Linked DNA regions of Homo sapiens: all the other regions are linked to region 3. The links are chromatin loops, found by intact Hi-C in ENCODE. Cell type or tissue: CD4-positive, alpha-beta T cell. All regions are shown on one strand.

What was found. Peaks named below come from ENCODE experiments on the same cell type or tissue, not always from the same donor. Only the 100,000 strongest peaks of a DNase experiment are listed, where the experiment ranks them.
Region 1: it touches region 3 in a loop (1.8-fold over the local background); 2 of 110 quality-filtered maps call a loop at or near these places.
Region 2: it touches region 3 in a loop (2.7-fold over the local background); 19 of 110 quality-filtered maps call a loop at or near these places.

Annotation. Positions count from the first base shown.
Region 1 is chr6:118,861,879-118,866,878 of GRCh38, reverse strand. The region is part of intron 8 of MCM9 (minichromosome maintenance 9 homologous recombination repair factor); the gene reads left to right. Among named protein-coding and RNA genes, the nearest start is that of ASF1A, 30 kb to the left of the region's middle. In CD4-positive, alpha-beta T cell, no CTCF peak of the experiment used is centred here; no DNase peak of the experiment used is centred here; H3K4me3 peaks cover 569 bases.
Region 2 is chr6:118,885,312-118,890,311 of GRCh38, reverse strand. All of the region lies in intron 8 of MCM9 (minichromosome maintenance 9 homologous recombination repair factor), which reads left to right. Among named protein-coding and RNA genes, the nearest start is that of ASF1A, 6.3 kb to the left of the region's middle. In CD4-positive, alpha-beta T cell, no CTCF peak of the experiment used is centred here; no DNase peak of the experiment used is centred here; H3K27ac peaks cover 1,163 bases.
Region 3 is chr6:118,808,505-118,813,504 of GRCh38, reverse strand. It overlaps MCM9 (minichromosome maintenance 9 homologous recombination repair factor), which reads left to right. Exons shown (of 14, transcript NM_017696.3): 14 at 1-50. Among named protein-coding and RNA genes, the nearest start is that of ASF1A, 83 kb to the left of the region's middle. In CD4-positive, alpha-beta T cell, no CTCF peak of the experiment used is centred here; DNase peaks (open chromatin) are centred at 2,904 and 4,524; H3K4me3 peaks cover 672 bases; H3K27ac peaks cover 2,554 bases.

The sequences.
Region 1 (5,000 bases), 53 kb before region 3:
TGATTGTCTTGGCATAGGTTTCTTTGGATTCATCTTATTTGGTATTGTTTGGGCTTCCTGTCTCTGGCTTTCTATCTTCTTACCCAGGCTTGGGAAGTTTTCTGCCATTACTTCTTTGGATGTGTTTTCTATCCCTTTCTCTTCTCCTTCTGGCATGCCAATAATACGTAAGTTGTTTTACCTGATGGTGCCCCATAAATTGCTTGAGCTACCTTCACTTTTTCTTTTCTTTTTTCTCCTCAGACTGGATGATTTCCAGTAACCTGTCTCAAGTTAACCAATCTATTCTTCTACTGGATCTTACCTACTCTTAAACCCCTCTCTTGAATTTTTCAGTTAAGTTATAGTACTCTTCAGATATATGATTTTCAATTGATAATTTTATGCTTTCTCTTTGTTGATGTTCTCATTTTTTTCTTGCATTGCTCTGTTGACCCTGGTGAGCATCTTTTTGACCATTATTTTGAATTTTCTCTCAGGTACATCACATATCTCCACTTCACTTCAGTTAGTTTCTAGAGATTTACCATATTCTTTTCTTTGGAATGTATTTCCTTGTTTCTTCATTTTCCATGACTCTCTATTTTGGTTTCTGTGTATTAGATAAGACAACTACCTCTCCCAGTCTTGTCAGACTTGTCTCATGTAGGAGAAAGTTCTCACTAATCTGTCTGGCCAAAGATTTTAAGGTGCCTCTCAAATATTCGAGTTCATCCAGACTGTTGTCTCTGTTTAGGGTTGCACTGTGGAGCTTAAGATGTGCCATGTTCTGCCAGTACCTCAAGACAGGGAAGTTAGGAGCCAGATTATCTTAGATGTAGCTGGAAAGATTGGGGTGTTGGCTATGTGTTTCAATTACTTCCATCTTCATGGTGAAGCTGAATGTGGGTGTCTATTTCCCACTCTTTCTGTGCTAAGCCAGGTAGAGGATCTATGGCAAATGTCTGAACTCATGTTTAGGCTGTGCCCTCAGATCCTGGGGAGATAGCTGCTGGATGTGGGCCCATTGTATGTCCACCTCTTTTTTTCTTGGATCTAGGACCACTCAAGAATGCAAAGTCCCATCAACTCCCAGAGCTAGTTTGTTAAGAAGACATTACCTTGGGTGGAAGTTATAGAAGTTATGGCACTTGCTGTGTAATCAGACTTTTTTCACGTAGAATGGGGGAGGCCTAGATTTATCATAGGGGTAAGCCAAAGGAAAGGATCATGAAGTGTCAAGCTCTGTTTTGGCTGCTGCAGAGCTATTTGTTTGCCCTGTTAGCTCCCCAGTGCAAGTCCATTAGAAGCCAGCTTGTCAAATGACCACTTGAAGTATGTTATAAGCCCCTTCTGGAGAGAAGATGGAAGCTACATGTTTTCACCCCTTTTTGGGACTTTTCCAAGGGGATGTAGCCGTTAGAAGTGTTTGCACACTTGTTCAAGACCACCCCTTTGTTCTGTGATCTAAGGAGACTCACATATGCCTACTATCTTCTGCTGTCAGAGCTAAGAGTAGTTTAGAGAGGGAATATTTAGGGAGGTGCTATAAAAGTTGGAGCACTTGATATGTGGCATAAACCCCATTTGAGGAGAAATAGCTGTTTTTAAAGCCCCTTCTCTGCACTGCCCCTATGGTATGACGTCCCTGAAATGCCTACATGCCCATATAAAACTGGCACTTTTTTCTGTGGTGCAGATAGACTCACATATACTTTGTTCCCTCTGGTTTCAGAGATAGGAAGTTTAGGACACAGTCCGTTGAGTGGGAGCTGTAAAATTGTGGGTGCTCAATATACAGTCAGACTCTCTTCCATGAGAGATTAATAAACCTGGAGTTACCTCTGGCATGAGCCAGGGGAGAAGACTCAAGAAGTGCCGGTCCACTTCTTAGGCTGTCAGCCAAGCTATATTTGTCTGCCTCTTTAACTTCCTGAAGCAAGTTCGTTAGAAGACAAGCAGGCATGTAGCCACCAGAAGAGTGTGTTATAGATTCCTTCCAGGCAGAAAGAAGGGGCTGCATATTTTAGGCCCCTTCTCTGCACTGCTCTTGGGGGATGAAGCCCCAGAAGTACTCGAGTGCCCATAGCAAACCACCACAATTTTATTGTGGTCTAGAGAGTCTTGGGTGTTTAATCCTCTTTGTTCTCAGAGCCGGTGAATTAAGAACCAGACCATGGGAAACCTTAGAGTTAGGGTTCTACATGTGAGTACAAATCCTCTTCTCCACAGGAAGAAGCTTGATATTAGGGAGTCCTTTCCAGATAATGTGGAGCAGTGTCTAAGGCAGGGTCCTATGCCTCAGCTTTTCCTTCCCATTTGATGTGGAAATTTTCTTAGTCGCCCAGTGTGTAGGAGTCTCTCAGCTGGTCCCTGACTTTCTCTCGGAGGGAACTGATTCGTGAATAGATGTTTATTTGGTGCTTTTGTGGGTGGAGGGAGAGTCAGGAGCTTCCTGTTCTGCCATGTTGCTGGCATCACTACCTCTTACCTCCTGCTTTTTAATGATTATTGTTGGAGTGATAAATCTTTCTCTGTCCTTTCACTTTTAATCTGTACGTGTCTTTATATTTAAAGTATGGGTTTTCAAATATTGTTTGTTCTCACTTACAAGTAGAAGCTAAGCTGTGAGGACGCAAAAGCATGAGAATGATATAATGGACTTTGGGGACTCGGGGAATGGTGGGAGTGGGGTGAGGGACAAAAGACTGCTTATTGGGTACAGTGTGTAGTGCTCAGATGATGGGGGCACCAAAATCTCAGAAATCAGCACTAAAGAACTCATCCACATAACCAAAATACCACCTGTACCCCAAAAACTATTGAAATAAAAAATAAAATGAAATATGGGTTTTGTGTAAACATCTTATAGTTGGGTCTTTTTTTTTTTTTAAATCAATTCTGACAATCTCTGTCTTAATTGATATATTTAGAACATTGATGTTTAAGGTGATTATTGATAGAGGTGGATTAATATTTAGTTAGTTTGTTTTCTGTTGTTATAACTAAATACCTAAGACTGGGTAGTTTATAAAAAAAAGGGATTTATTTCTTAGAGTGCTGGATGCTAGGAAGTACAATGTAGAGGTGGCACATTTGGTAAAGGCCTTCTTGCTGATGAGGACTCTCTGCAGAGTTCTGAGGTGGTAGAAGACATTACATGGCAAGGGGCCTGAGTGTGTTAACTCTTACTTCTCTTTTAAAGCCACTAATGCCCCATCCTCATGATCTCATCTAATCCTAATTACCTTTCAAAGGTCCCACCTCTCAAATACCATAGTTGGATTTCCCACCCTCTTAATACTGTTATGATGGGGATTAAGATTTAATATGAGCTTTAGGGCCAGGGGGACAAACATTCAGACCATAACATGTGCCATATTTGTTACTATTTTTATTTGTTGCCCTTGTTCTTTGTCCCTATTTTTGTCTTTGATGCTTTTTATGCCTTTTATGGTTTTGAGCAGTTTTTATGATTCCATTTTCTCTCCTCACTTAGCATATCAATTATATGCCTTTTTAAAAACTTTTTTTAAAGTGGTTGCCCTAGAGTTTGCATATGCATTTACAACTATTCTAAGTCCATTTTAAAATAACACTATACCTGTTCACAGGTAGTGTAAGTACCTCGTAATGACAGAATATTCCTAATTTCTCCTTGTCCTTAGATCTTTCATCTCATTCATTTCACTTATACATAAGCATAATTAAACATGTATATATACCTATGCATATACAATTAAATACGTTGTTTCTATTAATATTTTAGACAAACTGTTGTCTATTAGATCAATTAAGAATAAGAAAATAAAAGTTTTTATCTTTCAGGTTTTTTTTGTCTAATGCTCTACTTTTCTCTGTATAGATCTGAGTTTCTGACCTATGTCATTTTCCTTTTCTCTGAAGAACTTCTTTTAACATTCCTTGCAAGGCAGGTCTACTAGTAATAAATTTCTTCAATCTTTGAGAAAGTCTTTATTTCTCTTTTACTTTGAAAGGATAATTTTTCAGGGTACAAAATTCTGTGTTGGGATTTTTCTCTTTTAGCACTTTAAATATTTCACTTTACTGTCTTCTTGCTTGCATGGTTTCTGAGGAGATGTCAGATGTACTTCTTATGTTTGGTCCTGTATAGCAGGGTTCCCAACCATGGCCTGTTAGGAACCGGGCTGCACAGTAGGAGGTAAGCGGCAGGCAAGTAATCGAAGCTATGTCTCTATTTATAGCTGCTCCCCATTGCTCGCATTACCACCTGAGCTCTGCCTCCTGTCAGATCAGTGGCAGCATGAGACTCTCATAGGAGCATGAACCCTATGGTGAACTGTGCATGTGAGGGATCTAGGTTGTGCACTCCTTATGAGAATCTAATGCCTGATGATCTGTCACTGTCTCCCATCATCCCCAGATGGGACTGTCTAGGTGCAGGAAAATAAGGTCAGGGCTCCCACTGATTCTACATTAGGGTGAGTTGTATAATTATTTCATTATATGTTACAATTGATGGTGGCATCAGCCCATTTGGAGCAACTGCTGAGGGGATGCCAGCTGCAGTGTGGGAGGTGTGGCCAGGGCTGTACGCTCCATGGAGCTGGCAGGGGCCAGGAACAGGTGAGAGCCCTGCCTGCTACCAAGTTGGCTCCCCACACACCCAGGTGAAGCTACAGCCACCCAGCCATGGCTCTGGACCTAGGCATCCCTGCACTCTTGGGGGCCCAGGAAGCCCCCCTTCCCCTGAAGGCTTGGAAGTACCTTTTCCTGCTCCCTGGCCTTTCCCCACTCCTGACTGTCACTCCAATTTCAGAGCAAAGTTGAAGCCAAGCCTGAACACTCTTGTGACCTGGCCAGGGGTGCCACCCCACTGCCTTGGCTCCTTCTGAAACTGTGGGTGCTGACAAGCTCAGGGAGGGAGGATGTCGGGGGGCTGAAGGTAGCTCAGCATGGGCCTACAGGCCTCCCTCATCCTGAACAGCCTGGGCAACATGGATGGCATGTTGATGGTGGCAGGAAGCAGGCAGATTCAT
Region 2 (5,000 bases), 77 kb before region 3:
TACCTTTGTACTCTCTACCATGTCAAGTAAATTTTAAAGTGGGCTTTGTATGTAGAAAAAATAGATTGGTATCATTTTCTGGAAGAACCCACAGGCTGGCGGACACTCCAGTAATGACTTGATTAATGAACTCTTGAGGAACAAAGCTCCATTAATGAGGTTGGTCCAGGTGTATACTGGGAGAGAGAAGGAGACCCAGCCAAGGCAAAGCTGGGGGAGGCTCCCCACGGGGTACTACAGATGTCAAGCCTCCTGTTGAAAAAGGCATCCCTTGGAAGGTGTGGGGGATGGAGCTACACATCCTGGAATGCATCCTTATACTTTTTATAAGGTTTCCATGTCTGTTACATAGCGTACCCTCTCCCCTTCTCTGCTCCACGTCATTAATAAAAGTTTCACTGTTTTGTGTTCTTTTCTACCCATCATTGTGTTAGAAGTTTGTTGAAGGTATAAGCTATATCTGATCCCTTATCCATAGCTGGACTATACTGTAAAACACCTTTTGCATAGCCATAGGTTACATCAGTCAGCTTTCTGAAGCACTGTAATTACATTTATTGACAGTTTCTTGGTGTGTATATCATTATGTTGTTTTTGACCATTTTGAAGGGAAATGCCTAATAATTATTTTCTGTTTCTTATACCTAGTTTTTTGTCTGTGTCTTCTTAGTCCTCTTATCAATCAAGGTCTTTCTAAACTCGTTTCCTCTTGAACTCAAGTCTCTACTTGCAGTCCATCTTCCTTCATGTTTTATAATATATTCCATCCTTTTCTCTCTAACCCTCTACTGCTCTCATTCATCAGAGGTTCACTTTTTAATACCAGGAAAAAAAACAGTAATCGGTAGAGAGGACTCAAATCTTTAAAACATCTCTAGGCTAGACCACTGCTCGTACAAAGCCATTACTAAGCATAGCAGCTTTTCTAGTTGGTTACTATAGAGACAAATGACATTAGATGGAGTGACGCTTGGCAGAAGCTAGGCATGTAGGCTTTGTGAGATTGGAGGCCTCATATGCATGGTCATTTAGAAAGAGTCAAAAACCAGAAAGGATAGGGAGGGGAAATGCTTCACAAATGAGCTAATAGGTAATTAATTGGTAGAAATTTGGTTGGTAGAATTTGTGCCTGATAAGGCTTTGAATCCGGCATGCAAAGAATCCACCTCTAAGTACCCCCTGGTATGATTACACAGTAATATTTTTCAGGTAACAGCTTTGTTGAGATAGAATTCACATAACATGTAATTCACTCATTTGAAGCATCTGAGTCAATAGTTTTTAGAATATTCAGAGGTGTGCAACCATCATCACAATCAATTTTAGAGTATTTTCATGATCTCAAAAAGAAGCTTTGTAGCCTTTAGCACATCCCCCTCCCCAGCATATCCCCCAAGCAGTAGGCAAGCACTGAATTACTTTTTGTCTCTATAGTTTTGCCTATTCTAGACATTTCATATAAACGGAATCTTATAATATGTAGTCTTTTATGACCAGCATCTTTGAAGCATAATGTTTTTGATGCTTCTTTCATGTTGTGTTATATATTGATGCTTTATTCCTTTTTATTACCCAATAATTTTCCATTGTATAGGTATACCACGTTTTATTTATCTGTCAGTTGATGGACATCTAGGTGGTTTCTACTTTTTGGCTATTACACAAAATGCTGCTATTAACATATGTGTACAAATTTTTGCATGGGATGGGACAAATGTTTTCATTTTTCTAGGTTTATGCTTAGGAGTGGAATTGCTGGGTAAGATATTGTAACTCCTTTTTAGGAGCTACCAGACTGGTTTTCTGTTTGTTTGTCTGTTTGTTTTGAGACGAGTCTCACTCTGTCACCCAGGCTGGAGTGCAGTGGCGTGATCTCGGCTCACTGCAAGCTCTGCCTCCCAGGTTCACACCATTCTCCTGCCTTAGCCTCCCGAGTAGCTGGGACTACAGGCGCCCGCCACCACACCCGGCTAATTTTTTTGTATTTTTAGTAGAGACGGGGTTTTACGGTGTTAGCCAGGATGGTCTCGATCTACTGACCTTGTGATCCGCCCACCTCTGCCTCCCAAAGTGCTGGGATTACAGGCATGAGCCACCATGCCCGGCCACCAGACTGTTTTTTAAAGCAGGTGTACCATTTTACATTCCCACCAGCATTCTAATTTCTCCACATTCCCACCAACACTTGCTGTTCTGTCTTTTTGATTATAGCCATGGTGGTGTGTGACATAGTATCTCATTGTGGTTTTGGTCTATATTTCCCTGATGGCTAAAGATGTTAAGCATCTTTCATATGCTTATTGGCCCTATGTATATCTTCTGTGGAGAACTGTCCATTCAGATCCTTAACCACTCCCTTCACCCCTTTTTTAAAAAATACAGACGGAGTCTCACTCTGTTGCCCTGGCTGGACTTGAACTCCTGGGCTCAAGTGATCTTCCCACCTCAACCTCCTGAGTAGATGGAACTACAGGAGCATGCCACCATGCCAGCTCTTTGCCTATTTTGAAAATTGGGTCATCTGTCTTTTTATCATTGAGTTGTAAGAGTTCCTTATGTGTTCTACATACAGGTCTTTTGTCAAACACATGATTTGCAAGAAGTTTCTCTAGTTGTTTGGATTATCTTTTAATTTTCTTGGTGGTGTCCTTTGCAGTGTAAAAGCTTTTAATTTTGATGATGCCCATTTAATCTATTTTCGTTATGTTGGATTGTGCTTTTGATGTCATTTCTCAAAAACCATTGCCTAATCCAGCGTCATGAGGATTTACACCTGAGTTTTCTTCTAAGAGTTTTATTCTTTTAGCACCTTACATTTGGGTCTTTGATCAAGTTTGAATTAATTTTTGTATATGGTGTGAAGGGGTCCAAATTCATACTTTTGCATGTGCTTGTCCAGTTTCCCAGCAGCATCTGTTGAAAAGACTATTTTCCTAATGAATTGGCTTGGAACCTTTCTCAGAATGAATTGACCTTAAATGTATGGGTCTATTTCTGGACAATCAATTCTGTTCTGTTGATCTGTGTCCTTATACTACTGCTACATTGTCTTGATGACCTTAGGTTTGTGTAGTATGTTTTGAAAGCAGGAAGTGTGAGTCCTCCAACCTTGTTCTTTTTTTTCAATATTGGCTATTTTGCATCCCTTGAATTTTCATATGAATTTTAGGATCACTCTATCAATTCTGCAAAGAAGCCACCTGGGATTGTGATAGGGATTGCATTGAATCTATACATCCCTTTGGGGAGTACTGCCATCTTCATGATGCTGCCTTCCAATCAGTAAACATGAGTTCGCCTTTAATTTCTTTGAGTAATGTTTTGTAGTTTTCCTTCTTTCTTTTTTTGAGATAGGATCTTGCTCTGTTTTTTAGGCTGGAGCACAGTGGCACAATGATAGCTCACTGCAGCCTTGAACTTCTGGGCTCAGGCGATCCCCCAACGTCAGCCTCCAGAGTAGCTAGGACTACAGGTGTGTGTGTGTGTGCCACCACATCCGGCTAATTTTTTGAAATTTTTCATAGAGACTAGGGTCTCACTGTGTCGCCCAAGCTGGTCTCAAACTCCTGGCCTCAAGCCACCCTCCCACTTCAGCCTCTTGAAGTGCTGAGATTACAGCGTGAGCCACTACACCTGGCCTGTTGTTTTCATAGTATAAGCTTTGTACATTCTTGATTAAATTTATTCCTACATATTTTATTCTTTTTGATGCTATTGTAATGGAAATATTTTTCTAAATTCAGATTCTTCTTTGCCAAGTGTGTAGACATAGAATTGATTTTTTTTTTTGGTATCTGTCAGTCTAGCTGAGGTCATTTATTAGTTCCAATAAATTTCTAGTGGATTTCTTAGGATTTTGTGTATACAAGATCATGTCATCTGTAAATAGAGATAGTTTTATTTCTCCCTTTTCCTTCTGGATGCCTATTGTTTCTTTTTCTTTCTCTCTCTCTCTCTCTTTTTTCTTTTTGGCCCAATTTCTCTGTCTATAACCTGCAGTACAATGTTGAATAGATATAGTGACAGCAAACATCTCTGTCTTGTTCCTGATCTTAATGGGAAAATTTTCAGTCCTTTATCACTAAAAATGATACTAGCTGTGAGGTTTTTTTAGATGCTTCTTGTCAGGTTGAGGAAATTCCTTTTTGTTCTTAGTTTGTTGAATGTTTTTATCATGAAAGGGTATTGAATTTTGTCAAATGCTTTTCCTGCTTCTATTGAGATGATCATGTTTTTGTTTTTTGTTTTTTTTTTTTGGTCCCTTATTCTACTAACGAGAATACCATATTGATTGATTTTTCAGGTGTTAAATGAACCTTGCATTCCTGGAGTGAATTCCACTTGGTCATGGTGTATAATCCTTTCTACATAATGCTAGATTTAGTTTGCTAGTATTTTGTTGAGGATTTTTGCATCTGTATTCGTAAGTGATATTGATCTTTAGTATTCTGGTGATGTCTGTGTCTGATTTTTGGTCTGTGGGCAATACTGCCTATAGAATGAATTAGGAAGTGCTTCTCCCTCTTTTCTCTCTATAGAAGAGTTTGTGAAAATTTGGTGTTTGATTCTTTAAATTTTCGGTGGAATTCACTAATGAAGTTATCTGTGTTGTTTTTCTTTATGGGTGGTTTTAAAAACTATTATTACTAATATTGCCTCTGTGTTTATAGTCTATTCAGGTTGTTTTTTCTCCTTGAGTTAGTTTCAGTAGTTGGTATCATTCTAGGGATTTGTCAGTTTCATCTAAGTTACTTAATTGGTTGATGTAAAATTGTTTACACTGTTCCCTTACAATCCTTTTGACTTCTGTAAAGTCAATAATAATGCCCATCTTTGATTCCTGACTTTACTAATTTGATTCTTTCTTTTTTGTTTGGTCACCCTAACTAAAGGATTGTCAACTTTTAGTTTCATTAATTTTCTCTATTTTTATTCTCTATTCCAGTAATTTCTGCTTTAATATTTATTATTTCCTTCCTGTGCTTGCCAATAGTTTAGTT
Region 3 (5,000 bases):
CATTTAAACGTTCTAAAATTCACTAATAAAATTTTCTGAAAAAATTTAAACTGTGAGTACAAATTTAGTGTGGCTGAGTCTTGAAATGATTGGCCATAATGAGTACCATTCTCTGAAGTTTGAAACACCTTAAACAGCTGATAAAAGACATATATAAACAATGATTATAAAATTTATTATTTCTGTACCTGTTTAATAATTTACCAGTATACTATGATTCTTAATATATTCCTAATCTTTCAGTTTTATTGCTTTCCTGGGTTTCAGTGTTCTTACCAGAACTAAAGGAAAAGGAATGGAAGTGGGTTTTTGACCAGCTGAATCTTGATCTGGGCGTGGTCTGATTATTTAGATGAGGATGACTCAAACCTAAGCCACAGTGTGGAGCTGACTTTTTTTAATGGTAAATTTTTAAGTCCATGTCTTATGAATTTTTGTCTTTGAAACTTGGTATCTTTTGCAGTAATTATGTATTAGGTTTTGCATGGCTGACAGTACCTAACCTATTGGCATGTCATTAGGGTATTTTGATCTGTTATGTTATTTAAAATATTTGTATTCTTTATTGGGACTTTTGGTTTTAGAGGTTTCATTTTTAGTAATGAGAGATTTAATTTTCATAGTTACCTTGTCTCTTTAGGACACTGAGTAATTCATATTTTAAATTACATGTTGAATTGTCTTTCTTCCTTGGTCATTGTGTATGACTGCCAATGCCACCTTCTACCTGGTTATAATTTGTGCCCACCATGCATCCTATTATTTTGTGCTAATCAATCCACTTTCCATTTTAGTACCTTCTGTCAAGATTTGGCCAAATTACCACTTCCATATGTTTATTCTTTGGTACTTACCCAGATAGAAATAACTACATACCTAAATATTTTAAACAGACATAATTATTAGAAGAAATAAAATACCCAATACATATTGAATATCCCTTATCTGAAATGGTTAGGCCTGGAAATGTTTTGGATTTTGGATTTTTTTGGATTTTGGAATATTTGCACTATACCTATACTTACTGGTTGAGCATCCCAAATCTGAAAATCCAAAATCCAGAATGCCCCAGTGAGCATTTCCTTTGAGCATCATGTCAGTACTCACAAAGTTTTGGATTTGGGATTTTTCGATTAGGGATATTCAACCTGTATAAACATCCTTCTTACTAAAATGTTAAACTTCTATCACAGACTGTTATGTGTTATAACTGCCTCATTGTGCTTATATTTAATGCTCAGTCTCACAGCTTGGTCAGAGTCCCTTTATGTTGACCTGAATGTCCTTTCATCATTCTGATGCTTCTATAAAAGCATCCATGCTATCCGAAAACAACAGGATGTTCCATACCCATTTTGATTTCTTCATGCTCCATGTCATGGAGTCAGCTATCCCCAAGGTACTCTGTTTCCTTTGAAGGTCAGTAGTGTTAGAGACCAAACTCTAGGCCTCAGGGTCACCTGTTCAGGAGAGTCACTAATGGGCAAAAGTTCTTCCACTGCTGTTGGGTCAAGTTTAGTAGGTTCAGAGCTGGAAAGTGTTTTGATGTCCTGAGGTCATGTTTTATCCTGCTGTGTCCTACTTTTGTTATAGACGTGATTTCATGATGACTAAAACTTTCTCTTGTATGGTCTTTAATGTGTGTATCAAGGAAGCACATGGATTGTCTTGGGGGAATATGAACAGTCTCACAGGTCACATTTCTGTTCAATAAAGAGAGGTGTAAAAAATAACCTTTGGCCGGGTGCGGTGGCTCACACCTGTAATCCCTGCAGTTTGGGAAGCTGAGGTGGGTGGATCACTTGAGGTAAGGAGTTCAAGACCAGTCTGGCCAACATGGTGAAACCCCGTCTCTACTAAAAATACAAAAATTAGCTGGGTGTGGTGGTAGGCGCCTGTAATCCCAGCTACTCGGGAGGCTGAGGCAGGAGAATCACTTGAACCTGGGAGGCGGAGGTTGCAGTGAGCCAAGATCATGCCACTGCACTCCAGCCTGGGTGACAGAGTAAGACCCTGTCTCACAAACAAACAAACAAAAAACCTTTAATTCTGAATCAAGTTGCCAAAATATTTTGATTTCAGTCCCAGTGTACTTCTTGAAAACATTTTAATAATGTAAAATTATCTAAACACAATAAAAACTATACTTAATTTTATCTGTGAGAGGGCTAAACCAGAATTTAAATTCTATTGTAACTATATGAGATAATGGAATTTTCTGATACTGTAAAAGATTAATCTTCAGTGCATATGTAGTATTCTAAAATGTATAATAGGAATTTTATTGTAATTTTTGGTGTCTTATAGAAATATGAGCAAAACAAACATATTATTCTGATATCTTTAACTCTGTGGCTTAATGCAAATTTTAAACTTTTTTGAAGGTATACCAAAACATTAAACATTTATTCTTGGTTGACAAATTTTAATTCTAACAAACTTACACATTCTGTAGGCATACTTGATTTCTGTTCCTTCTCCATGTGCTAAACCTTCTGCTTAACGGGTGGAATGCTAGAGAAAATCCTAGGTTAACTCAGAGAGCTTGCCTTTAGCCAGTTCACAATATTTAGGAGTTCAGAAACTATCCAACCTTGAATTCTAGGTCACTAGAGACTTCCTGGGACCTGGTGAACCTTTCAGATGCAACTTACCAAACAACCAGTTTCCAAACCTATTAACATCACAATGTAGGAAGCTAAGCCAGTGCTTCTTCCTCAGTGTTCAAAACCATCCTCTGAGCTTGCTTTCCTTATTAACATTCAAGAAAGATAAAAGCGCCCTGGCTCACATTAGTACCCACTCCAATTGGGGTGTTCCTGTCAGTGTTCTGTCTTGCATGTGACATAGCCCCCCAGGTATACGGGGAGCCATTACCCACACACATCCTCTTCACTGTCACTCAGAGGACATGCACAGGAAGTGGTGGCAACCGCCCCTTATGACACACTCAGTAGTTCTTGTATCTGTTCCACTGCCACATCTCTTCCTTAAAGGCTTGAAAATGCATCTAAGGGTAATATTTGTAATAAAAGTGAACTTGACAGATATTAAACTAAATTTTAAAAAATTGTGTCTGTGAATAGTCCGGTGCAAGATACAGTTTAAGGGAGGAAATGGGATATACATACTGGGCCAGGACTTACCGAGAAATGAGTAATTTCTATATCTTGTGAATGCAAATTATTTTTAGGCCACTCTTCTTTATGTTTAGTTGGAATTGCAATTCCTTGGTAGAGGTGAACCGACAGAAAGCAAGCATTTGTATCAGGTGTGTTTTTATGTGGGAACAAACTTGGTTTAACTTACAGTTTTCATGATAAGCAAAACCAATGCTGGAATATTGCTTACTATTTTGAGATCTAACTTTTTCAGTGCTCAATAATACATAGAGTGCGAGGTGGGCAGATTACTTGAGGTCAGGAGTTCAACACCAGCCTGGCCAATATAGTGAAACCCCGCCTCTACTAAAAATACAATAATTAGTGGGGTGAGGTGGTACGCTTCTGTAGACCCAGCTACTTGGGAGGCTGAGGCAGGAAAATCGCTTGAACCCGGTAGGTGGAGGTTGCACTGAGCTGAGATTGTGTCACCGCTCTCCAGCCTGGATGACAGAGTGAGACTCCGTCTCAAATTTAAAAAAAAAAACAACATAGACTGGGTAATAGAACAAAACTAAGAACAAGGCAAATTGGGTTCTAGAACTAGCCAACAGTGTGGCTTCGCCGTCTTCAGCGGTCTTGTCCATAAAGGCTGAGGATCAGGCCTATCTATTACATATTGCTGAGTTACAGAAAAGGAAACCCTCAGAAGCTAGCTGAAATAAAGGCAAGTTTGCTGTAGGGATACAGCAGGGAGTCTCATTAAGGACAGGCAACAAAGTCTCACCAGGCCACATGGGCCCAGAACTGGAAAGTCAGGACTGAAACTGTTCCCTCAGCCTCTCCTGGATCCTCAAGGTCCCGTGTTGTTGCCTCTCTCAATGAGTGTGCTCCAGTTTCCTGTTCCTCCCAGCAGCCCCACGTTCTGTGCTCACTCAAGGCTTATCTGCTCCAGCTACCCTCTGGCTTTTGAACTACTTTGGGGCCTGGCTCCAGCTGTGACTTTCTCTGACCTTGCCAGATGATGCCCTACCTACATCTTTCTGATTCAAGCTTTTTAGTTCAGATTCTTGGTGGGTTCATCTTGGCTTGAAAGGGAGTAGAGGATGAGGAGAGTGGCCACCTGGTATAGACACAGCTGCTTGAGCTCTGGGTGGAGACAGTCTCAGAGAGTGTGGGGTGGGAGGCAGTGATTGGCCAGTCTACCGCATCTCTATCTCCCTGGAGCTTTTGGTTTAAGGTTCTATAATTATACCACTTCTATTGATTCTATTATAATTACTGAATTAAGAGAGCTTTAAGGCACTTGGGTCATCTTTCCCAAGGAGCTAGGTAAATTCCTGACCTGATAGCAGCTAGGTACCTTACAGGGATTGCAAACCACTTTTGGCTATACGAGAAGTGCAGCTTAGGCCACAGGCCACAGAGGGAGCTACTTATTGTGTCACTAGTTATCAAACTTCCGTTTTCCTGTGTATATATTGCTCACCATAACTACAGCATAGCTGTTAAAAATACTTAAATGAAAGTCAAAGTAGATGGGAGTATGTAAAGAGTATTACTCTGAAATATGTTTAGGAATAATCTCTGTGGTTAAGAGATACATATATTATTTTCCAGATTTTCAACTTTACAATTGCCAATAAAACAGGGACTAGATCCAATATGAGGAGAGGAAAATGCGAAAGTGTCTTAGGCCTGCTTTAATCCTGTTTAAAATTGTAGAGGAATGATAGTCAAGAATAATTTTAAACTGAGGAGTAATGCAATTTTGACCTCTAATGATCTTATTTAATCACTCTGGGAAATGAAGTTGCTTTTTCAGCAGGAGAATTAAAGCTATTTTGAGGGATCTTGCTGCCTTTGAGGGGACTCTGTGAATGGGGGAATGATGCTGTA